Linked DNA regions of Homo sapiens: all the other regions are linked to region 1. Evidence: chromatin contacts called from ENCODE Hi-C or POLR2A ChIA-PET data. All regions are on one chromosome and are shown on one strand. Each heading gives the region's core, a stretch centred on a gene start or an enhancer-like site at or near the end of the contact. The rest is flanking DNA. Distances are from core to core; before and after follow the strand shown.

Evidence for each region. A loop is a pair of places that touch in the nucleus more often than their neighbours do. ChIA-PET counts read pairs that join two places held with the same protein, here RNA polymerase II (POLR2A). Pooled maps may share reads with other maps.
Region 2: a pooled map shows a loop between it and region 1 (2.7-fold over the local background). The contact joins two enhancer-like sites. A Hi-C loop is called at or near these places in 1 of 37 single-sample maps with no recorded cell type and 2 of 50 pooled maps. POLR2A ChIA-PET finds 5 or more read pairs at or near these places in 1 of 52 experiments (activated T-cell).
Region 3: a map with no recorded cell type shows a loop between it and region 1 (5-fold over the local background). The contact joins two enhancer-like sites. A Hi-C loop is called at or near these places in 5 of 37 single-sample maps with no recorded cell type and 3 of 50 pooled maps. POLR2A ChIA-PET finds 5 or more read pairs at or near these places in 2 of 52 experiments (OCI-LY7 and activated CD4-positive, alpha-beta T cell).

What each region holds. Positions count from the first base shown.
Region 1 is chr13:33,744,191-33,747,394 of GRCh38, forward strand. No RefSeq gene overlaps it. Among named protein-coding and RNA genes, the nearest start is that of RFC3, 72 kb to the right of the region's middle. Within about 2 kb of position 1,566, at least 10 of the 41 ENCODE cell types and tissues checked have a DNase peak (open chromatin) inside an H3K27ac peak, as active enhancers do.
Region 2 is chr13:33,109,300-33,112,503 of GRCh38, forward strand. STARD13 (StAR related lipid transfer domain containing 13) reads right to left here. Exons shown (of 14, transcript NM_178006.4): 10 at 2,479-2,593; 11 at 1,387-1,608; 12 at 574-791. Among named protein-coding and RNA genes, the nearest start is that of KL, 94 kb to the left of the region's middle. RefSeq lists enhancers at 281-340, 441-530. Within about 2 kb of position 1,677, at least 19 of the 41 ENCODE cell types and tissues checked have a DNase peak (open chromatin) inside an H3K27ac peak, as active enhancers do.
Region 3 is chr13:33,144,152-33,147,355 of GRCh38, forward strand. All of the region lies in intron 3 of STARD13 (StAR related lipid transfer domain containing 13), which reads right to left. Among named protein-coding and RNA genes, the nearest start is that of KL, 130 kb to the left of the region's middle. RefSeq lists an enhancer at 2,717-3,016. Within about 2 kb of position 1,725, at least 3 of the 41 ENCODE cell types and tissues checked have a DNase peak (open chromatin) inside an H3K27ac peak, as active enhancers do.

The DNA of each region.
Region 1 (3,204 bases), core at 316-2,815:
TTCATGAGAACTGAAAGAGACAACTGGAGCTGTGGTGACAGAGTGGGGCGAGTTGGTGGAGAGGGCAAACTCATTCAGCCTCCCTCATTCCCCTGGCCTTCCAGGCAGAAGCTTCTTCCACCCTGCAGCAGAGGTTATTGCTAAGAGTCCTACAACTTGCCCCTGACTGGTTCCTAGAGAAACTTCTTCCTGCAGGTTTGGGTGCAGAGTGAGCTGTGGCCTTCCAGTTCCCTGCGTGTGCACTCAGGGTGCTTGGAGCATCCTTCAGAAAAGATGGGACCTTGGAAAGTCACTGATTCTTGCTGAGTTGCAACTTCCTCATCTATGTAGGGGAGAAAACTTAGTATCTTTTCTTTATCTCTCACAGTTCATGGCTGAGGCCCATAACAAAATACGGATTAGCAAGAGAAAAGCATAACACATTTATTTAATGCAAGTTTTAAGTGACATAGGCACCTTCAGTAATGAAAACTCAAAGACCCAGGGAAAAGTGTGGATTTTTATGGACAGTCATGCAGAAGTATGACTGGAGGCAAAAGGATATGATCAAGTGGTAATAAGCGGGGGGTACTTGGTAAGGCCTGCTTGTTCAGATTCCTCTTGGCCTCTCTGTGTGACATTCCTTCCCTCCAGCTATAGGACAAGACACCTGTCACATGAAAATCTTCAGGGGAGGAGGGTGGGAGTAGGTCAGAGGTAACCTTCCTAGGTTTTAAGGCCCACTTCAGGGGAGAGAGGGACAAGAGGAATTTCAGTTTCTATGTCCCACTGTAGGGGAGAAGGGGTGGGAGAAGGTCAGAGAGACTATCTTGCTTCTGAGGTTTTCTCAATTTCCTTCAGCATGCTTCACTCAGTATGTCAATATGCCACATTCTGAGGTGGCATTTTTTGCACCTCATCTTCTGTAGTGGGGCCTTTCCTCCACTTTTATTTACTTCACAGAATGATGAACATAGTGGAGGTGATGTGAACGGTAGTTACTATGCTGCTCAGCAAGAGGAAGTGGGGTAGAAGATGGAAGCAGCTTCAGGAGGATTCCAGGCAGGAAGTATATGGGATTAGAGCAGCTGGGTGGAGCAGGGAAGTCCTCCAGGGCAGGGGAGGGGCTACCACTTACAACCTCCAGTCGGAAAGACACAGCACAAAATGGATTCTTTCCAGATTTTTCTACTTGTAATTTTTTTTTAATGAGTACACAGCATTGCATTCCTGTAAAACTTTAATTTTGTTTAAAGAACAAATGCTGCCTACATTCCAGATACTGGTTCTTGCTTCCAGGAGAATACTTGAAATAGATCTTTTCATGAACAAGTGTGTTTGTGGCCAGTGCCCCCATTGGCAAGGCTGTTGAATTAAAAATCCTTAATTTTTTTTTTTTAATTTGTACTCTGTATGTTTACTGAATTACAGAAAGGTACATTCAGAACTTTTGTCTTCTTTCCAAGTGGGTGTCTCAGGAGTCAGCAGCTGCATAAATACACACACAGTTCAGTTAACTGAAATTGGGGATTAATGATGTGTGCTACACCTGCATTTTTAATCTTGCAAAAAAAAACCCATTAAGTGCAAGCATAGAGGATTACGATGAGCCACACACCTGCAGGGAACATGGTGACCTGACGACAGAAATGAGCATGTCTGCTCTGCTGCACAACCACAGGCCAGTCGTCTCCACAGGAGGAGAGTGTTTCAAAGATGCTGATGGGAGGGAGTCCATTGTTATCGTTTCACATAAAGGACAGTGGTAACTGAACATTAGAAAAGAAAAATTGCTGTTCCATTTTTCCTTTATGCAGAAATGAACAACTTATTACAAATTTAACCAGCCTCACTGCCAGCCTTCTCAGCAGTGCCAAGTGATATGAAACAGCAGCAGCAGCAGCAGCCCATGGCATACATTTGAATACACATGGTCCTGTGGCTCACCACACGTTTTGCACTCACCCTCTTTAAAACAGCTTCTGCTTAAACCCCCACTACTTCATCCTTGGGGGCTTAATGCCTTTAGCTAAAGCTAAAGCTTCCTGGAGGCAGTGACCACATCACATCCACCTTCATATCCAACATGTAGTACAGGCTTGTCCCACAACGGATGCTCATTCGGAAGGGCAAGTACTCATTAAATGCTCCATTTAGTAAGAGGACTTATAATATTGCAATGCCCTCTGTTGAATTCCTACTATTGCATTGCCAAAGATGAAACAAAATGATAATAACCAGCATTGGCAGTATTGAGAGAAATGATGAACCTATTTAGAGTTCAAAGTAGCTGTATGGAAAATGTAGGAGTTCATTGTGAAATAGAAAGTGGCTAAAGAGGAGTCATGGTACGTAGACTGTATGGCTGAGATTTCACTTTAGTATTGCCTTTTAATAAAGCAGGTTGGAGGCCGGGCGTGGTGGTTCATGCCTGTAACCCCAGCACTTTGGGAGGTGGAGGCAGGCGGATCACGAGGTCAGGAGATTGAGACCATCCTGGCTAACACGGTGAAACCCCGTCTCTACTAAAAATACAAAAAATTAGCCGGGCATGGTGGTAGGCGCCTGTAGTCCCAGCTACTCGGGAGGCTGAGACAGGAGAATGGCGTGAACCTGGGAGGCAGAGCTTGCAGTGAGCCAAGATCACACCACTGCACTCCAACCTGGGTGACAGAGTGAGACTCCATCTCCAAAAAATAAATAAATAAATAAATAAATAAATAAAGCAGATTGGAAATACCAAAAGGATTAAAATTAGCATATTTTAAAACCAGCAATTCTAAAACATCCTAAGCAACAGCATAAATCATTAATTTGTCCTAATATTTACCTACAAAGAAGTTCATTGCAGCATTGCTTATCATATTAGAAGATTGAAACTAAACGGAATGTCCAACATAAGGGGATTTGTAGAATAAAAGCATACATCTTTCCAAGGGACTATGGAATAGATATTGAAAATGTTGTAAAGGCAGAATATTTCTATATATGGAGAGAAATAAGAAAAGCGGGTTATAAAACATACAATATGGTACACATTTCCTTCTTAGGAAAAAAGAAATGAGGCCTGGGGACTATATACATAATGGTATTTATCTGTGGGTGATGGGATTATGAGTTATTTTTATTTCTCTGTTTTTGTTTATTGGTATCTTATGTTAGTCTGAAATAAATATGTATTATTGGAGTCCAGAATATACTACCCCAAAGTATGACTGTCAAGGA
Region 2 (3,204 bases), core at 427-2,926, 630 kb before region 1:
GGGGTCTGGAACTCAACCCTTACATCAATCAGAAGAAATATTTCCTTGGCAGACACAGAATCAACAAGATTTTCTGGACCTCCAGGGCAGTGCCAAGGTTTCTGAGCATAGTAATAGCTATGAGCATCTGAAGTTATACAGATGAGTTCTGAAGTCAAACCTACTCCAGTCTTGAGAGTTACACACACTTTCCCAGGGGAGAAAAACAAAATCAGAAGAAAAGCCAGTCAGATCCATTTGCATAATTTGGCAGAAAGTGCAACCGGACAAACAGCAGCTTTTCTGGGCCGTCTGCTCTGAGGAAATGAATAATATTTATGGCCTAATAAACTGTGTGCTCCACAAGGAGAGGGGCAATCAGAGAGCCCAGGCAGAGCTGTAGGCTGGGTGAAAAGACACAGGAAGTCGGGCATCGACACAGAAAACTCAGATGTCACTGAGGGAAACAAGAGCCGGCTTAGTGTTCCCCGTGGAGGCTGGACTTTGGTGGGAGACACCAGGAGAAGTGCTCACATCTACAGTTCGCGTCCTGCCTTTGGAACAGAACATCATAAACCCTAGAGTCAGGCTCACCTGAGAACCACAAAGTCTCTGGAAGGATGGGGAGCCATGCTGTTCAGCACATACTGGTAGATCTCTGTTTGCCTGTCTAGAGTTTCCACAACCTTCCACTGCACAAAGTCCTCGTCCCACAGGTGGCGCTCTCTCAGCACGCGGTTCAGGACCACTGAGGGGGGTGCTTCCACCTCCACAGAAGCCTTCCACAGCTTCAGCGGGTTCCCGTCGCCCACCTTGGGAAAGACAACGTCAGAAGCTGAAGAGGTTGTCTGGGATATGGGTCCAACATTTTTTGTTTGGGCTTTTAGTTTTGCTATCATACCTTGCTGGGTGTTCAAAAACCATCACTGATTATGTAAATTGAGAGTGATACTACATACCTCAGCTGTAACATTTTAGTCCTTAAGCTTAAAAGAATAATAATGATGATAAAAATAATAATCACCAACACACCTAGTGGTTACTGTGTGCCAGGAACTATTCTAAGCCATTTGGTTTGTAAATTAGCCTTCCTCCGACAGTGGTACTCTTACAATGTCCATTTTGCAAATGGGAAAACTGAGGCACAGAGAGGTGTGTGACTTGCCCAACATCACACAGCTACGGGGGAGAGACAGGACCGGGATCCAGCTGTCCGGCTCCATAGTTTACTCTCTGATTATAGGCAACAGATCTCTGGACTGAGTTCTTTGAATGGTTCATGTGCCTTAACTGTCCGCGTGTGTGCCAAGCCCTGTGGACACAGCAGCTGTTTTCAATGCAAAAACAAATGTCTGATTGTTAGCTGTGGCTTTCTGGGGGTGATCTTTTTCCATCCTCTGAGATTACCTTTTTGAAAGCAAGATCTGTATTGTCCGTGCTGGAGCACGTGACCCATCCTTTGAACTTCTCCTTGGCTTCTTTCTGGAGGCCCTGGATGAGATGGTTCAGGTAAGTGTGGAAAGTTGCCCCACTCTCCTCCAGCTGTGTCCCCAATTCTTCCAGGGTTGGCACGTGGATCTCAGCCTCCACATACGAGTTACGAGACTGGGCCACCAACTCGTGTGGAACCTAGACCAACGGATGCATGAAAGGGCAACACACTGAGCCAAAGAAACGCCGAGACTCAAAGAAAGCAAAGCCATTTCACCCACAACCCGGCTCTGAGCCACGGGCCGAGGGCCACACGGCCAGAGATGTTTTTCTAAGATCATTGCCAAGGCCGGGAGGGGCCTTCCTAAAGTCAGGAAATACAAACATGTTTCTGAGGCTGTATTTATTATTCAAAACATTGCAATGACTTCCCCTTTATTATTTTCACTTCCCTTTTATTTTACCTTTACTGTCTTTTTATTCAGTTTGGCAAAATATGGGCTCAGACAACTTTACCCACTATGAATAAGACTTAAAACAGACAGACTTGTGAAGGGAAACATCAAACATGACTTGGGAATAGCTTTACTTTTTTAGCACACTTTTCCCATTGACAAATGCCAATTCTATCACAAAAGTATGCCACAAGTCTGGTTCACTTACTTCTTTTACATATCTGTGGCTGTATTCATAAGCTGTCATTGGTTCTTAGCAACAAAGATTCCTCAGTATCATACACACACTCACACAGATGTTTAACCTAATCAAGCTCCAAGGTAAAATCAAATAGAACATAATTGGCTGACTGGCCTTGAACCTGATAATGGCAGGTGATGCACTGTTTGCATAAAAACCATCAGTATGGTAATCCCAAGTGTCTTTATCAAAGCCTCAATTGTATAGCTAGCTCCTCAGCTTTCTTGGAAGCAAACACCAGAGCTATAACATATACTATTGTCATAAAATCAGGAACAAACAGATAGAAACCATAAATGTAGCAACAATCCCAAGCGTCTTATCTAGTTCCAAGAGCTACTAGGGAGGCGGAGGTTCGAGCCTTTTGCTCACCTCAAAAAGTCTGTCGCATTCCATGATCATGTGCGCTAGCCCCTGAGCTGCTGCCAGATTCTCGTTGAGGTCCTTTTGATCTGGCTTCCCAGTGGCATATTTCTTCTGTATGACTCTGTAATTGAACGTGAGTGTGCTAAGCAGATCCCACACCAACGAGCTTGTCACAATACCAAACTCATCCCTTTTGTTTTCTGTTTATACCCAGATGCTATCCAGATCCCAGGCTTTTGCGTTTCCAAATAAAAACAATGATCACATATCTTAGATATCTGAATCAGGCTAACAGTCTGACAGTTCACAAGGAAAAATCTTGGAAAACTAAAGGGCAGGAAGAACAGCAGGGGACAAAATTAATCTGTTTTTCCAAAGTTTGAAACCCCTTAACTGCAAGCTCCTGTGCTTTGGTCTTAAATATAGCCTTTTAAAAATTGTAAAATACTACTTTGTGTATGTTTTCCTCCTCACTCACACAGACAACATAAAACTCAAGCTTTCTGGATCACAGCTGGCATTCTTCAATGCTAGCTCAATAATTCTATGAATCTGAGCCCCGTGAATTAGGGTGTCTCACAAGATTTTCTGATTATGAAAAGAGTGTTGACAAATCCTGAAGTTGAAATGTAGCATGAGACACATTTTATCTATCTATAATCTATTATCTATCTCTATTATCTACCTATCAATCATCTATTTATCTCTCTTTATCATCTACCATCTATTTAT
Region 3 (3,204 bases), core at 475-2,974, 600 kb before region 1:
CAGTCCTCTGTCTCCAGCCCAGGCATCTCATCTGAGGCCAGAGTCACATTCTGCATTCTCTTCAAAACCTGTTTCTCCTACGTACTGTCTTGTCTTGACTAAGAGCATCACCAATGGGCCATCCAAACTAGAAAATAATGTCATCTTGAGGCTCTACTCCTTCACAATCTACATTCGTTGATCACCAAATCCTGTCAATTATACCTCTATGATGTCTTTGAAGTCTTGCCTCTCCTTTGGCCCTAATTCAGTCTCCTGTCGTTGTTTATCAAGAGTCAGGCATCAGCCTCCTAATTGGTTTCACTACCACTTCTAAAACTTTACACTGAAACCAGTTCTATTTCTCAACTTTTTCTCACGTCGCTCACCGACTGAAATACGTTTAATGACTCTCCTCATTTTCAACCACCTCCAATGTACCCTCTGACTACGCATTCATTAGTGTCAGATATAGCAGGCAATGCTGAGTTGGAAGCTGATCATCTCATCTGAGACCATCTTTGGCAGGCTCTCAGCCTGTCTCTTTGGTCTGTTCCACGTGTGTTAGCATGTCTACCTAAGAGTGGGTGTGAAGTGAAAAAAAATGGTGGATATTGCACATTTGGTGGCTCTGTAACAGGTTTGTTTAGGGGAGGATTGCCTGTTATTTATAAAATGAACTTATCTAGTGAACTTGTTCTTCCATTAGGGTTTGGAAGCACAAACAAAACACTCCATTCTGCTTTTCTGTGGAAAAGCTTTTGATCTACGACACACACACAAGACATCAAAGGAATCATCTTCTATATACCACAGACTCGAATATGCTTTATACTTTCTGACACATGCAGGAAGTTTATTTATTATTTTCTAAAGCTGAAGACTCTAAGTAGATTTGACTTTATAGCTCTGGGTCCTTTTATTGCCCCTAAACTCAGATGTTTGCCTGTACCTTACAAATTGCTTCTCTACTTGGAAAAAGCAGTTGCAAAACATGTATTTGATAAAGGACTCATATACAGAACACCTAAAGAATTCTTAAACTCAGTAACAAGTCAAACAACCTGATTTTCAAATGGGCAGAATATTCAAACAGATACTTCTAAGAGAAGACATGAAAGGATGTTCAATATCATCAGTCATGAAAGAAATGCAAATTAAAATCATAACGAGACACCACTACACAACAGAATACCTAAAGTAAAAACGCTGACAACATTAAGTATTAGCAAGGATTCAGAACTACTGAAACTTCCAAAGCGTACAGTCTCTTTGGAAAACAGTTTGGCAGTCTCTTATGAAATTAGATATATTTTTAGTACTTGATCTAGCAATTCCACTCTCAGCTACTTATGCAAGATAAAAGAAATCACATGTCCACAAAAAGATTTATACTTTTTATAATTTTTTTTTTGCTGTAAAAAGATTTGTACTTGAATGTTCATAGCAGCTTTAATCATAAGATAGCCAAAAAGTAGAAATGGCCCAAATGTCCATCAGCTGGTAAATGGATATAAAAATTGTGGTATATCCATACAATGGAATACTCAACAATTCAAGGCACTAACTATTGATACATACAACACTATACATGAATCTCAGAGTCATTATGCTAAGTAAAAGAACCCAGACACAAAGAGCATACACTACAGGATTCCACTCATCAAAAAAATTTCAGGCAAGGCAAAACTGTAGTGACAGGAAACAGATGAGTGGTTGCCAAATGCTGGCACTGGGGGACTTTTTGAGGTCACAAAAATGTTCTGTGTCACGGCTGGGCATGGTGGCTCATGCCTGTCATCCCAGAACTTTGGGAGGCCAAGGTGGGCAGATCGCTTGAGCCCAGGAGTTTGAGACCAGCCTGGGCAACATGGAGAGGCCCTGTCGCTACAAAAAAAATATATAAAAATTAAGCCGGGTGTGGTGGCTTATGCCTGTAATCCCAGCACTTTGGGAGGTGAAGGCAGGTGGATCACCTGAGGTGAGGAGTTCAAGACCAGCCTGACCAACATGGTAAAACCCCATTTCTACTAAAAATGCAAAATTAGCCAGGCGTGGTGGCACATGCCTGTAATCCCAGCTACTCAGGAGGCTGAGGCAGGAGAATTGCTTGAACCCGGGAGGCGGAGGTTGCAGCGAGCCGAGATTGCACCATTGCACCCCAGCCTGGGTGACAGAGTGAAACTCCATCTCAAAAAAAAAAATTAGCTGGGCATGGTGGCACGTGCCTGTAGTCCTAGCTACACAGGAGGCTGAAGTGAGAGGATCACTTGAGCCTGGGAGGTCAAGGCTGCAGTGAGCTGAGACCACGCCACTGCACTCCAGCCTGGGTGACATAGTAGGACCCTGTAGCTGAAAAAATAAAGTTTTATGTCACGATTGTGGTGATAGTTACATAGCTGTACATTTCACAAAATTAATCAAATTGTATGCTTTGGTGATTTTTTGGAATATAAATTATATTTAAATAAAGCTGAATAAAAAATAATGCAAGTGAGTGACATCAGTGAAAAAGGTTAAGTGAAAACCTCCAAAACCCCACTTCTTCATAAAATCAACAAAAGTACTGGCAGATATTGTCAAAATCAACTTTTTAAGAAAGCTGTAAATTGATATGGGCTTCCAACAAACTAAGTAACACTAAGTGTCTATTTAAGAAAAATGGTTAAACATATGTAAGGACAGTGAGCTTTGTGACATTCAAACCCACCCTATTCCTATGCCCTTTTCCCCAGCTTTTCAGGAGCTTTGAAAATCAACAGCATCACCGTCAGAGTAGCTGTGAAAACTAGTAGCCTTGCATCCACTGGAGAGGGAAGAACATGTTTGAGCTTCCCCAAAACTCCGTTACCAAAGAATTGTCATTATCTGAGCTGTCTGGGAATTCCCTGAAAACCCCCAGTTCACAGCGCTTGTCTTTATTTAACCTGACTCAAATCATTACTGAAACTAGCTTATACCCAGGGTGTTTGTCAAAGACAGTCAGTAGTAATTAGTCAACATGGCAGTTGCCTGAAATGGTAATAACAGTTGAGCCAAACAAGATGCTAACCAAAAAGCTTAAAAAGAATATCTGGGAGAATGAGATGTCCATAGGGGACTTAGAAAAGTTCCAATGTATTCCTAGGAATCTAGAAGGCCAAGTACATGTGCAGAACTGTGTGTATACCCAGGAAAGACCTGAGCTGGCCCTAATCTTCCACCTTTAGCTGACCTTGATGATCT